2 separate regions of the Homo sapiens genome follow, and region 1 is linked to region 2. A link is an interaction called in ENCODE POLR2A ChIA-PET data of the cell type or tissue named here. Cell type or tissue: Panc1. All regions are shown on one strand. Links, peaks and the distances in the headings refer to the core of each region. The heading gives the core; the rest is flanking DNA.

Region 1 (7,573 bases), core at 1,697-6,696, 470 kb before region 2:
ACAGTGGCCCCCAGTCTAATGTTGCCATCAAGATTGGTAGTCCAGGCCGGGTGTGGTGGCTCACACCTGTAATCTCAGCACTTTGGGGGGCCAAGGTGGGAGGACTGTTTGAGCTCAGGAGTTCCAGAACAGCCTTGGCAACATGGCAAAACCCCATCTCTACTTAAAAAAGAAAAAAAAATGAGCCAGGCATGGTGGCTCACGCCTGTAATCCCAGCACTTCGGGAGGCCAAGGCGGGTGGATCACCTGAGGTCAGGAGTTTGAGACGAGCCTGACCAACAAGGAGAAACCCTGTCTCTACTAAAAATACAAAATTAGCCGAGTGTGGTGGCTCATGACTGTAATTCCAGCTACTCGGGGGGCTGAGACAGGAGAATTGCTTGAACCTGGGAGGCGGAAGTTGCAGTGAGCCAAGATCATGCCATTGCACTCCAGCCTGGGCAACAAGAGCGAATCTCCATCTCAAAAAAAAAAGGCAATCTAGATGCACTGGATATGACCAGCAGAAACATGGAGAAACACAGTTCTTAGTGGGGTCAGGCCTTGTGAAGTAGCAGCCTGCGGTTTGGACGAGGCCAGCCTGGCTCTGTGGTCACCCACAGTCAACCCCACCACAGGGGCTGCAGGGACTGAGAGAAGGGTTGGAGTGTGTTATCCAGCTCTTCTGAGAAGCAGACACCAAGACAGGATTAAATTGCAAGGGTTTTAGTGGGAGATATACCTTTGTGAAAAGAGTTACAAAAGACTGGGAGAGCCACCGGACCATGAAGCAAGTCTCACTCCCAATGTGAGGGAGAGAGGGGAAGAGAAGGGGTGGGAGCACTCCGGACCACAGTTCTGAGGAAAATCCAGAGCCTTCACCAACTATTTGAAACAGTCAGGCAGCAAAGTAGGTCTGGGCAACCAGCCTGGCCTTAGCATCCCCACCACACTCGGTCATCAGAGAGCTGCCGCAGGAGGCCTGGCCTGATGCACTACAAGGTAGATACCTGTGAGGAGCCACACTCCCTCCAGGAGGTCAGCCACAGCATCCTGGACACTGAGGTTGGGGACCACGGATGGAAGTGTAGCTGAGAGAACCCAGAGGTTCCTGGGCCCAGGGGCCCAAGCCAGGACCAGCAAGAGAACACTCACAGAAAGAACTAGAAGACCTCCTTGCTGGTGGGGTTGTCTTAGAAGGGAGCAGGCAGGTGGGACCAGAACCTCCTGCAAGAAACTAGAACATCATCTGTGGGGCTCAGAGATTGGGTGGTGTCAGGAAAGAGGCTCTTCTCTATTTATTTTTAAAATCAAACTTATACATTCACAGGGAACAATCAAGTAGTCAAAAAACACCTAAGAGGCTTTATCTCAGAAAACTGCAACTCTGTCCCCCTTTCCTCATTGCCTGCCCACAAAACCATTTTCCTGTCTTTGAGCTGAGTCACAGACCTTCTTCTGTGCTGTCTCCTTCTCCCAGGGTGATGGTGACCCCCTCTGTTCCCTGAGCCCTTATAGCTATGCGGGATTGCTGCATTGGTCATTTGTTGCAGCAATTTGGTAATAATTTGACACTTAACTTTGTTTTCCACATATATAGCATCTTATAGAAGATTAAATGAGATTTTAACTCCTGGTGCCGATTTTCTCCAGAATTGATATTTATGTTAAACCCCTGATAAAATACATGTTGGAGTTCTTTGGCACTATCCCCACCACAGTGTTAGGGCCTCTATTCAAACCCCTGCAATGCCTAAGAGACCCCACATTTATCCAAGGGTCTGCCCTGTTCCCACATGAACTTCTAGCACCAATCTTTCCTCCAGTGCCTCCCAGCTGTACTTGTTGGGGACACATGAACACCAGGAATCTCCAAATCATGCTTATATTCTTCCCAACATAAACTTGGACCTCATTCCCCCCGATTCCACTTCACACTGCTGTCGAGCTCTTAAGGTTTGAAGCCCCTGCACTCAGAGCTGCAGATCCCCCCGTTTGACTCCAACCCCTCTCCTCCCGGAGTCTGGCCCTCTCCTCAGGGCTCGATTTCCCTTTGATTCTATTGATCACATCTGTACATTTAGCATGAATAAGATGAGAGGGGACTCGGCAGTATTGGGAGAGGCAGCAGGGGAGGTTTCTTTACCATCACCATGGAAGCCTCAGGCCATGTGCACTGGGTGTGGCTTTGGAAGTGGTGGAACCAGAGAGCCATTCTTAGGCCCTGGGTTCACCCCAGCTCACTGGGACTCTCAGATATTAGCAATCTCTGGAAGGCAGCCTTGTTGTTGAGACCCAGTTTCAAGGGCTTACCACATTCCCAGCTCTGTGTGATCTTGACACGTCCACCCTCTTTTTTTTTTTTTTTATCTTTTTTTAATCTCTAAAGTGTGGGACATGTCTTTATTCCATAAGGGAGAACAACAGGCAGGTGGGATGGAGTGAGAGATCGGCTGGAGGCGGAAGAAGGCAAGGAATATTGCTGAGATAGTTTTCAAATCAATGGAGGTGGATGTCCATGGATGAATCACAAAGGGAGGGAATGGGTGCAGAGGCCTTACTGAGATCCAACGACAGTAGCTAAAATATCAGATTTTTATTTTTATCTTTTTTTTTTTTTTTTTGAGATGGAGTCTTGCTCTTTCGCTCACGCTGGAGTGAAGTGGTGTGATCTTGGCTCACTGCAACCTCTGCCTCCCAGTTTCAAGCAATTTTCCTGCCTCAGCCTCCCGAGTAGCTGGAATTACAGGGGCCCACCACCACACCCGCTAATTTTTGTATTTTTAGTAGAGATGCGGTTTCACCACGTTGGCCAGGCTGGTCTTGAACTCCTGACCTCAGGCGATCCACCTGCCTCGGCCTCCCTAAGTGGTGGGATTACAGGCGTGAGCCATCATGCCCAGCCAATATCAAATTTTTGTTTGTTTGTTTTAAGACAGAGTCTCACTCTGTAGCCCAGGTTGGAGTGCAATGACGGGATGTCAGCTTACTGCAACCTCTGCCTCCCAGGTTCAAGTGATTCTCCTGCCTCAGCTTCCTGACTAGCTGGGATTATAGGTGCTTGCCACCACACCCAGCTAATATTTTGTATTTTTTTTAGTAGACACAGAGTTTCACCGTGCTGGCCAGGCTGGTCTCGAACTCCCGACCTTAGGTGATCCACCCACCTCGCCCTCCCAAAGTGCTGGGATTACAGGCATGAGACACCGCGCCTGGCCTCAAATTTTTAAAAGGACAAAACCAGTGAGAAACCTTTTGAAAATATGATTCTAGAAAATAAAGGATGGGAGGAGTAGTGCAAAAGCTCTGAGGAGAGGTGAGCCCTGGGAAGACAGTTGAAGACTCTGTGAGCAACCAGCACCTGAGCCAAAAAAGACAGTATTGATTCTCCAGACCTGAGACAAGGCAGGAGGAAATCTGGGCATAGAGATATAGTTCTCTAGGCCCTATGCTGCCTCTGATCCCTTTCTTCCCAAAATCCTACAAATAGGACTCTAGTATTGAGTATACCCAGGGCCACCAGGGGACTGTGAGGCCTAGGGAGCCAGGGTAGAGCTGGCTGCTTCAAAAGACGAGAAGTCGTGGGGATAAGGAAAGTGGAAGGACAACGCCTCAGTGTAAAGTCCAAAATCATGTACAAGCCCCGTTCCATGATGTTAATGTCCTTGGCCCTTTGATGATAATTACTTAGTGACTCAACATGACACTAAAGAAAGGAATGCAAACATCAGTAACCAAAACGAGGCCCACTACCCTAGAGGCAAATATGAGAAAATCAGAAAACAAGTCTTCAAGTGGAAGTGCCTCAGTGAATTTACACTTGTTCGAGCCCACAGAGCTAATACCAAAGCTTCACTTAGAAAACCTCTTATGTCGGAGCTGGTACCATTCCTTCTGAAACTATTCCAATCAATAGAAAAAGAGGGAATCCTCTCTAATTCATTTTATGAGGCAAACATCATCCTGATATCAAAGCCTGGCAGAGGCACAACAAAAAAAGAGAATTTTAGACCAATATCCCTCATGAACATCGACGCAAAAATCCTCAATAAAATACTGGCAAACCGAATCCAGCAGTACATCAAAAAGCTTATCCACCATGATCAAGTGGGCTTCATCCCTGGGATGTAAGGCTGGTTCAACATACACAAATCAATAAACGTAATCCATCATATAAACAGAACCAATGACAAAAACCACATGATTACCTCAGTAGATGGAGAAAAGGCCTTTGACAAAATTCAACAGCCCTTCATGCTAAAAACTCTCAATAAACTAGGTATTGATGGGACGTATCTCAAAATAATAAGAGCTATTTATGACAAACCCACAGCCAATATCATATGGAATGGGCAAAAACTGGAAGCATTCCCTTTGAAAACCGGCACAAGACAGAGATGCTCTTTGTCAGATGAGTAGATTGCAAAAATTTTCTCCCATTCTGTAGGTTGCCTGTTCACTCTGATGGTAGTTTCTTTTGCTGTGCAGAAGCTCTTTAGTTTAATTAGATCCCATTTGTCAATTTTGGCTTTTGTTGCCATTGCTTTTGGTGTTTTAGTCATGAAGTCCTTGCCCATGCCTATGGCCTGAATGGTATTGCCTAGGTTTTCTTCTAGGGTTTTTATGGTTTTAGGTCTAACATTTAAGTCTTTAATCCATCTTGAATTAATTTTTGTATGAGATGTAAGGAAGGGATCCAGTTTCAGCTTTCTACATATGGCTAGCCAGTTTTCCCAGCACCATTTATTAAATAGGGAATCCTTTCCCCATTTCTTGTTTTTGTCAGGTTTGTCAAAGATCAGATGGTTGTAGATATGCAGCATTATTTCTGAGGACTCTGTTCTGTTCCATTGGTCTATATCTCTGTTTTGGTACCAGTACCATGCTGTTTTGGTTACTGTAGCCTTGTAGTATAGTTTGAAGTCAGGTAGTGTGATGCCTCCAGCTTTGTTCTTTTGGCTTAGGACTGACTTGCCAATGCAGGCTCTTTTTTGGTTCCATATGAACCTTAAAGTAGTTTTTCCCAATTCTGTGAAGAAAGTCACTGGTAGCTTGATGGGGATGGCATTGAATCTATAAATTACCTTGGGCAGTATGGCCATTTTCACTTTACTGATTCTTCCTACCCATGAGCATGGAATGTTCTGCCATTTGTTTGTATCCTCTTTTATTTTGTTGAACAGTGGTTTGTAGTTCTCCTTGAAGAGGTCCTTCACGTCCCTTGTAAGTTGGATTCCTAGGTATTTTATTCTCTTTGAAGCAATTGTGAATGGGAGTTCACTCATGATTTGGCTCTCTGTTTGTCTGTTATTGGTGTATAAGAATGCTTGTGATTTTTGCACATTGATTTTATATCCAGAATCTACAATGAACTCCAACAAATTTACAAGAAAAAAACAACCCCATCAAAAAGTGGGCAAAGGATATGAACAGACACTGCTCAAAAGAAGACATTTATGCAGCCAAAAGACACATGAAAAAATGCTCATCATCACTGGCCATCAGAGAAATGCAAATCAAAACCACAATGAGATACCATCTCACACCAGATAGATGGCGATCATTAAAAAGTCAGGAAACAACAGGTGCTGGAGAGGATGTGGAGAAATAGGAACAATTTTACGCTGTTGGTGGGAGTGTAAACTAGTTCAACCATTGTGGAAGTCAGTGTGGTGATTCTTCAGGGATGTAGAACTAGAAATACCATTTGACCCAGCCATCCCATTACTGGGTATATACCCAAAGGATTATAAATCATGCTGCTGTAAAGACACATGCACACGTATGTTTATTGCGGCACTATTCACAATAGCAAAGACTTGGAACCAAGCCAAATGTCCAACAATGATAGACTGGATTAAGAAAATGTGGCATATATACACCGTGGAATACTATGCAGCCATAAAAAATGATGAGTTCATGTCCTTTGTAGGGACATGGATGAAGCTGGAAAGCATCATTCTCAGCAAACTATCGCAAGGACAGAAAACCAAACACTGCATGTTCTCACTCATAGGTAGGAATTGAACAATGAGAACACATGGACACAGGAAGGGGAACATCACACACTGGGGCCTGTCATGGAGTGGGGAGATTGGGGAGGGATAGCATTAGGAGATATACCTAATGTTATATGACAAGTTACTGGGTGCAGCACACCAACATGGCACATGTATACATATGTAACTAACCTGCACATTGTGCACTTGTACCCTAAAACTTAAAGTATAATAAAAAAATAAAATAAAATAAAATAAAAAATTAAAAAAAATAAAAGACAGGGATGTCCTCTCTCACCACTCTCCTATTCAACATAGTGTTGGAAGTTCTGGCCAGGGCAATCAGGCAAGAGAAAGGAATAAAGGGTATTCAATTAGGAAAAGAGGAAGTCAAATTGTCCCTGTTTGCAGATGACATGATTGTATATTTAGAAAACCCCATCGTCTCAGCCCAAAATCTCCTTAAGCTGATAAGCAACTTCAACAAAGTCTCAGGATACAAAATCAATGTGCAAAAATCTCAAGCATTCGTATACACCAATAACAGACAAACAGAGAGCCAAATCATGAGTGAACTCCCATTCACAATTGCTTCAAAGAGAATAAAATACCTAGGAATCCAACTTACAAGGGACGTGAAGGACTTCTTTAAGGAGAACTACAAACCACTGCTCAACGAAATAAAAGAGGACACAAACAAATGGAAGAAAATTCCATGCTCATGGGTAGGAAGAATCAATATTGTGAAAATGGCCATACTGCCCAAGGTAATTTATAGATTCAATGCCATCCCCATCAAGCTACCAATGACTTTCTTCACAAAATTGGAAAAAACTACTTTAAAGTTCATATGGAACCAAAAAAGAGCCCACATTGCCAAGACAATCCTAAGCCAAAAGAACAAAGCTGGAAGCATCGCGCTACCTGACTTCAAACTATACTGGAAGGCCACAGTAACCAAAACAGCGTGGTATTGGTACCAAAACAGAGATATAGATCAATGGAACAGAATAGAGCCCTCAGAAATAATACCACATATCTACAACCATCTGATCTTTGACAAACCTGACAAAAACAAGAAATGGGGAAAGGATTCCCTATTTAATAAATGGTGCTGGGAAAACTGGCTAGCCATATGTAGAAAGCTGAAACTGGATCCCTTCCTTACACCTTATACAAAAATTAATTCAAGATGGATTAAAGACTTAAATGTTAGACCTAAAACCATAAAAACCCTAGAAGAAAACCTAGGTAATACTATTCAGGCCATGGGCATGGGCAAGGACTTCATGACTGAAACACCAAAAGCAATGGCAACAAAAGCCAAAATTGACAAATGGGATCTAATTAAACTAAAGAGCTTCTGCACAGCAAAAGAAACTACCATCAGAGTGAACAGGCAACCTACAGAATGGGAGAAAATTTTTACAATCTACCCATCTGACAAAGGGCTAATATCCAGAATCTACAATGAACTCAAACAAATTAACAAGAAAAAATCAAACAATCCCATCAATAAGTGGGCAAAGGATATGAACAGACGCTTCTCAAAAGAAGACATTTATGCAGCCAACAGACACATGAAAAAATGCTC
Region 2 (7,573 bases), core at 1,644-6,643:
GCCAACATGATGAAACCCCATCTCTACTAAAAATACAAAAATTAGCTGGGCATGGTGGTGCGTGTCTGTAATCCCAGCTACTTGGGAGGCTGAGGCAGGAGAATTGCTTGAACCTGGGAGGCGGAGGTTGCAGTGAGCTGAGATCTCACCACTGCACTCCAGCCTGAGTGACAGAGCGAGACTGTCTCAAAAAAAAAAAAAAAAAGGAATCTAAGTCAGCTAAGATGAGACCTACAGATAAAGTGTTTGGTTGATTTGGAGAGTCTTTTAGAATTGTATATTTATCTAAACAAGTTATTTATTTATTCTGAGACATAGTCTCACTCTTATCGCTCAGGCTGGAGTGCAGTGGTGTGATCTTGGCTCACTGCAACCTCTGTCTCCCGGGTTCAAGTGATTCTCCTGCCTCAGTCTCCCAAGTAGCTGGGACTCCAGGCACGTGCCACCACGCCCGGCTAATTTTTGTATTTTTGGTAGAGATGGGGTTTTGCTGTGTTGGCCAGGCTAGTCTTGAACTCCTGACCTCAGGTGATGTGTCCTCCTTGGCCTCCCAAAGCGCAGGGATTACAGGCGTGAGCCACTGCACCTGGCCTAAACAAGTTATTTTAGCAGAAATATTTTATTTGCTACTTATCCTTGTTATCTTGGGCCTTTTAATCATGCTTCAGGTGGTTCCTGGAGAAACAATAGATCCCATTCCCCACCAGCTATTGAGAAAGTACATTGGCTATGCTCGGCAGTATGTGTACCCAAGGCTATCCACAGAAGCTGCTCGAGTTCTTCAAGATTTTTACCTTGAGCTCCGGAAACAGAGCCAGAGGTTAAATAGCTCACCAATCACTACCAGGCAGCTGGAATCTTTGATTCGTCTGACAGAGGTTTGTTTCTTTTTATGGTCATGCTTTTTTTGGCTTAAAGGGGAAGGGTGTGCCTTGACTTCTCTTTTGAAGTATTTTCTGCATAATTGACTCCATTTTCCTTTCTATAGAGAGATGTTAGAAATGGATGGATGAAAGTTTTTTAAAAGATTTTGTCATGTCTATAACATATCCAAGTATAGCTACTTCTTTCTAGTCACAGAATCAATTACTTAGCATGCAACTTTTCTTTTGTTTTTCTTTGACTGACTCTTAGGAGACTCCTGGAATATCTGAAAAGTGGTTAGGTTAACTAGGAGTATGAGACCCAAGTTGAGTATATGGGAACATGGAATGTGTCAGGTATCTTGAGTATTTTATTTTTTTACATGACAGGTCCACAAGGATAGTTCCTGTGTTTTTAACAGCAGTAATATCTATTCACAGTTTGAAATACTAAGAGAACTCTGGCAGTAAAAATTAGCTAGCTCAGAGTTTGGGCTTTTTGCTCCTAAAATCTGATTAATTCTTCTTTGTTGTTTTACCATATTGGTTAGGTATGATTTCCTAAAAGTAAAAGGCAAGGGAAAACCAAGTGTATTTCATCATCAAATCTCCTGAAATGATCACTCAGAAATATACGTTAACAAGTAAAAATGAGGTTTATCCTTATTTTAAGTGAGTTGTAATTTTCATAGTCAAGGTTTCACAGATTTTTTTTGTTTGTTTGCCCTGAGTCAGGGTCTCCCTCTGTCACCTAGGCTGGAGTTCAGTGGCATGATCAAGCCTCATTGCAGCCTCTCCTCCCAGGCTCAAGGGATCCTCCCACCTCAGCTTCCCAAGTAGCTGGGACTACAGGCATACACCACCGCACCCAGCTAATTTGAAAATTTTTTTGTAGAGACAGGTCCTCACTTTGTTGCTCAGGCTGGTCTCGAACTCCTGGGCTCAAGTGATCCTCCCACCTCAGCCTCCCAAAGTGCTGGGTTTATAGGCGTGAGCCACCACCCCCAGCCCAGAGAATTACTTCCATATTTTGACTTTTGATGTTATAACCTTCCTCGCCTAAAGGTCAGTTTTTGTGTAAAACAAGTAAATGAAGTAAAGCTTAGACATACTATGGTAAATATATTCATCTTTCGTCATCTGAAAATGGTGTTTTCTTTTAAAGGCACGAGCAAGGTTGGAATTGAGAGAGGAAGCAACCAAAGAAGACGCTGAGGATATAGTGGAAATTATGAAATATAGGTAAGATAAAAATTTCAAATTGTTTTAAATGAAATACCAGTTATCTTCCCATCTCAAATTAGGTAATAGGCCAAGGCTACTTTTATTTAGCCCATTGGGTCACTTATTTTCCTCCTAAACAGAGTACCGTTTCTTAGTTTAAAATATTTCTCACTGTGTAAATAATCTTTACATTAGAAATTTTTTTGAATGAGTAATACATTTACATAGTGCTAAAATCAGTTCCAAAACCTATTGGAGAAGAGCTATTTACCACCTACTCGCCCTTCACCCAGACACCCATTGCTTTTCCACAGTCTGCTGTTTATACTCTTCTGTACTGGTTTTGAATTTTAACAATATATCCAGAGATCTTTTTTTATTAGAGACTCTTTTTTTATAGCTAGAGTATTCTATTGTGTAGATATACTATATAGTATATTTGATCAGTCCCCTATTGACACATAAATATTTTCCATTCTTGTGCTTTTAAATAATGCTACAATGAGTAATGTTCTACGTAAGATACTTCATATGTGGGTAAGTTGTGCACCTACGTGATAAATTCTCAGAAGCGATATTTCTGGGTTCAACAGTAAATACTATAGGTTTTTGATAAATATTGCTAAATTGTATCCTTTGCATTTTACATCATTTAGTAGATAATGATTCCTAGAAGGTAGAAAAGAAAAATTAGTTGAGCATATATGTTTACCTTAGACATAGATTTTTAAAAATCAGTAATATTATTTTGGGTAGTTTTTTTTATTCCAGATAAAAAAATTTTTTTAATAGGTCCATACTTTCATAAGCTTCAAAATTCCAAAGTTCAAAAAGTATAGGCCAGGTATGGTGGCTCACACCTGTAATCCCAGCACTTTGGGAGGCCGAGGCAAGTGGATCACCTGAGGTCAGGAGTTCGAGACCAGTCTGGGCAACATGGTGAAACCCCGTCTCTACTAAAAATACAAAAAATTAGCTGGGCGTGGTGGCTAGTGCCTGTAATCTCAGTTACTTGGGAGGCTGAGGCGGGAGATTTGCTTGAACCTGGGAGGTGGAGGTTGCAGTGAGCTGAGATTGTGCCACTGTACTCTAGCCTGGGTGACAGAGCAAGACTCTGTCTCAAAAAAAAAAAAGTATATAGTGGAAAAAGTTTCCTCCTACTCAGCTTAATAGTTACCCCGTTCTTCCTGCTAGCCAGTGGCAATTATTAGCAGTTTTTTGTGTGACTACATATCTATATATTCTTTTTTCCCCTTTGTAGACAAATGGTAACTATAACAACATACCATATACATGCTATACCTTGCTTTTTTCATTTAAAATGCATTTTTAATATCCTCTGATAGCAATGAAAATACATTATCTGTTAGGAGTCTACTTTTCCAAGACCAAAAAATATATTGAAGATGAAATTATCTAATTTTGTTAAGTAATTTCTAATTCTTCTAAGGTAGATGAATTCTTTTGTCCTAGTAGCTGCTGATTCTGAGGTTTGCGTGGTGTCAGAACCAGGTGGTTTTGCCCAGGTGGTTTTGCCCAGCTATTCCCCTTTGGCTGTGAATAAAAGTGCAGCATAGCTGGAAGAGCAAGGGCTTTGGAGTTCAACCTGGAGCTGCCATGGCAGGTTACACACTGCTTCTCAGTTTCCTCTGGTGTAAAACACACCACAAAGGATTGTGCTCTGAGGTGTCATGCAGTGATGCTCAATAAAGTGACGAATACGGTTCTGATACATTAGAGAACACTCAGTAAACACTGTTTACTATCAATAGCGCAAGTCTTTTTTTTTTTTTTTTGAGACAGTCTGGCTCTGTCGCCCGGGCTGGAGTGCAGTGGTGTGATATTGGCTCACTGCAGCCTGCGCCCCCTGGGTTCAAGCAATTCTCCTGCCTGAGCCTCCCATGTAGCTGGGACTACAGGTGCATGCCACCACACCTGCTAATTTTTGTATTTTTAGTAGAGATGGGGTTTCACCATGTTGGCCAGGATGGTCTCAAAGTGCTGGCCTTAAGTGATCTGCCTGCCTTGTCCTCCCAAAGTGCTGGGATTACAGGCATGAGCCACCACGCCTGGCCTGATAGTGTAAGTTTTGTTGATACTCAGATGAGGCTGAGCAGATCCCCTTTTCTCTGAGTTATACCATAAACCAAAGGCCTCAAAAACTGGCAGATCTCACCCTAGATAAGAAGTTTCCAAAATCACCCTTTTCAAAGAATTTTTATGGTCTAGTCCTCAGTGCTCTCCATCTAAATTGTGCAGTATGTCTTAGCTGCAGATCCTTTTCTTCTTGTCTTTTCCTCATAGGGAGAGACTTTACCTAGTTGTCTCTTTGTCCCCAGCCTGGTACTGCCCCATCCCTGGAGGCTGCTGTCTTCTCTCTGCTGCCTCTAGAGGTATGCAGATGGGTAGAAGGGCACCCATGTCACCTCCTGAAGGTACAAGAATCTGCAGGTTGTTTCCTGCCCTTAGAGGGAGTCCATGGAAGAAGAGGAACCTTTCTCCTTAATTCAGTCTCAGAGTTTGTAAGCAACCGTGAGGTTCTACTGGCTGTCTTTGAAAGCTTTAAAGATTCTAGAATTGACAGCTCTTAATTTTTTATTGGTGGCACCAAAGTAACTGCCTCATAATAAGAAAAATTAATAATTATTGACTCCCAACCCTTTGAGCTAATTTCTAACAACTTACCTTCTGTGTCTAAGTATCCTATTGGTATGGCATCACACAGTGCTTTTTTTTTTTTCTCTTTTATTTAGACAGAGTCTCACTCTGTCATCCAGGCTGGAGAGTACAGTGGCGTGATCTCAGTTCACTGCAACCTCTGCCTCCTGGGTTCAAGCGATTCTCCTGCCTCAGCCTCCTGAATAGCTGGGATTACAGGCACCTGCCACCACGCCCAGCTAATTTTTTTGTATTTTTGGTAGAGACGGGGTTTTGCCAAGTTGGCCAGGCTAGTCTTGAACTCCTGACCTCAGGTGATCTGCCCACGTTGGCCTCCCAAAGTGCTGGGATTACAGGTGGGAGCCACCGCGCCTGACATCACACAGTCCTTGACCCATCAATTTTCTCTCTTTATGTGATTCAGTACTAGGGTTTGAGGGATCTTGTAGCTGAAAATTTTACCAACCTGGCTTTAGTCCCTCTCCAGTTGATCTCATTATGTTGGAGACCCTCTAGTTGCCATTTATAAGCAACCAGATAGTCTAGGAATTTACTAGACTTTCTCATACAACTTGCTGCTAGGGGCATGGTGTGCTAGCATATGAAGTAAAAGAATGGCCACAAAATCTAGTTGTCTGCCTGACTTCTTGTGGGTATGGCTTTCTAAGAGACCAGACTAGAGACTGACCTAGCAGAGATATTTTTTCCCATTAGGAAAGTAAGTCACAACCCAACCAAAATTTCAGAATTTTTTTTAATTTTAACTTTTTTTCCTATAAAAAAAACAAAGACCAAAAATAGGCACTTCTTATTTAATGATGAGAAGTTGCTTGTTGACTTACAGTCTAGAATGTGTGCATCTTGCTTTCTCTGCATCCTGCACTTGAACACTCCACCTTTGGGAGTGTGGCTGAGATTCCCACTCCTGATTTCTTTTTCCTTTTAATGATCTCTGGCCCTCTGGGTCTTCTGGTGCCTGGCTCTCCTGAATGTCATGTTTCTACTTTGTAGACTGTTCATCTGTCGAGCAAACTAAGGGGTACACTACCCTGCTCCTTTTCTCTCTTAACCTGTAACATTCTCCTCTTGAGGCTTTACCATTGCTCAATTTCTGCAGGCCTTAGACCATAGACGTCACCTCAACTGTTTACTGTTTCCCCACAGTAAATTCACTGGTCTGTGGACACGGTAGATTAGTTCTCCTATCTGAGCATCATGCTTAAGCAGAGTAAATTAGGCTATATTTACCTTTTCAGTAAAAATGCTATATTGCCCATTTATGGTTGGTTATACTTGGTATAAGATTTCTCTGCATGTCTGAATACTCATGTTGGACAGTGTTTGCATGTGCTTTCCTGTCCAAGAGGAACTCTTAAGTGTTGTCTCATGGAACTCTGTATTTGTACTGCTTCCCAGAGTTGCTTTGGTGGTAAATTTGAACAAGTTTCAGATCAGTTTACATCTGGGCCCCTGAAAAAAAGAGGTCTTATTATTAAGTGTAAACAGTACCCACATGACATTACCAGATTGTTTCCCTGAATTGTCTCAGTATGTTTACTGGCATTCATAAAAATTTTCAGGAAAAAGAAAATAGTTTGATTGGAATTACCTGACACTATGTTCATGGTAGAGATCAAGATCCAGTGAAACACAATGAAATTAGATTATGAATTATCTGTTTGTTATGCTCAACATGCATTCTTTCCTTAGTTTATGAGAGCAGGGACCTTATCTGACTCATTTACCAGTATATTCCCAGGGCCCAGAATCATGCCTGTCATAAAGTAGGCCTTCAGTAAATGTCCTGCACTGATAGTAAAGTTGACCTTAGTAATGATTCATTCATTCATTAAATCTTCCATTTCAGAGTTTTCATCTCTTCAGCTTCGTTCAGTCTTTGCCCTTAATGTGGTTTTAAACCTTTTAAGATTACATTTTAACTGGGAAGCTGACAGTTGAATAAGAAAATTCTTAAACTGTGACATAGCTTGTCTGAGTTACCAGAGCACTTAGCTGTATTTTAAAAAACTAAATGCTTATATTTAGTAGACAGTTCACATAAGCTTTCTCCTAAAATTGAAAACATACTAGGTAGCAGAAGAGAACAGAGCCACCTTCAAAGGTGAAAGATCATTGTTTTTTTCTATTTCAGGAAACTAGCTCAAATATTTTACATAGCTTTTTAAAATCTGAAGCAGTGTAGCAGATTCAAATCTGAGATATGCCACTTACTAGTTGTGTAACTTCTGGCAAGTCACTTTAATCTTAGCATAGGTTGGTGCAAAAGTAGTTGCAGTTTTTGCCATAAGAAAAGCAATTTCAAAAACCTCTATTACTCTTGCACCAACCTAATAAGAATGTTTTTTCATCCGTAAAATGGGAATAAGAATAGTTCCTAAATCACAGGATTGCTGGGAGGATTAAGTGGGATAGCCTATGTTAAACAAATATAATTAAGATAAATGTTACCTATTATTATTAACTGAAAGCATTTTTAACAACTTTCTCATGAGAAACAAGCATATGGGAGGTTCATCTTAAAAGAGATTATGCTGTATTTCAGAGGAAAACACTTACCATCTTACTGTTTTATCATTTTTAATAGTTTTATTTGAATGACTCATTCCTATTTGCATAACGTAGGCTTTTAACTATTCAAGGAACAAAAGGAAGCTTTATTGTTTATAACCCATTAAAATCATTCCTGCAGCTCATTAAGGGAAGGGATTATACCTGTTTTGTTCACCACTATAAGCCTGTTGCCCAGCAGGTGACCAGTATGTATTTGACTAATTAATTAATTCCTGATTAAATAACAGTTTTGCCAA

Evidence for each region. Peaks named below come from ENCODE experiments on the same cell type or tissue, not always from the same donor. Only the 100,000 strongest peaks of a DNase experiment are listed, where the experiment ranks them.
Region 1: POLR2A ChIA-PET joins it to region 2 with 6 read pairs; 3 of 35 experiments call an interaction of 5 or more read pairs at or near these places.

The regions. Positions count from the first base shown.
Region 1 is chr20:5,510,707-5,518,279 of GRCh38, forward strand. No RefSeq gene overlaps it. Among named protein-coding and RNA genes, the nearest start is that of LINC01729, 4.5 kb to the left of the region's middle. In Panc1, for the core only: no CTCF peak of the experiment used is centred there; a DNase peak (open chromatin) is centred at 3,635.
Region 2 is chr20:5,985,254-5,992,826 of GRCh38, forward strand. MCM8 (minichromosome maintenance 8 homologous recombination repair factor) reads left to right here. Exons shown (of 19, transcript NM_032485.6): 16 at 669-878; 17 at 2,029-2,105. It overlaps MCM8-AS1 (MCM8 antisense RNA 1), which reads right to left. Exons shown (of 5, transcript NR_110101.1): 5 at 5,542-6,215. Among named protein-coding and RNA genes, the nearest start is that of MCM8-AS1, 17 kb to the right of the region's middle. In Panc1, for the core only: a CTCF peak has its summit at 4,487; no DNase peak of the experiment used is centred there.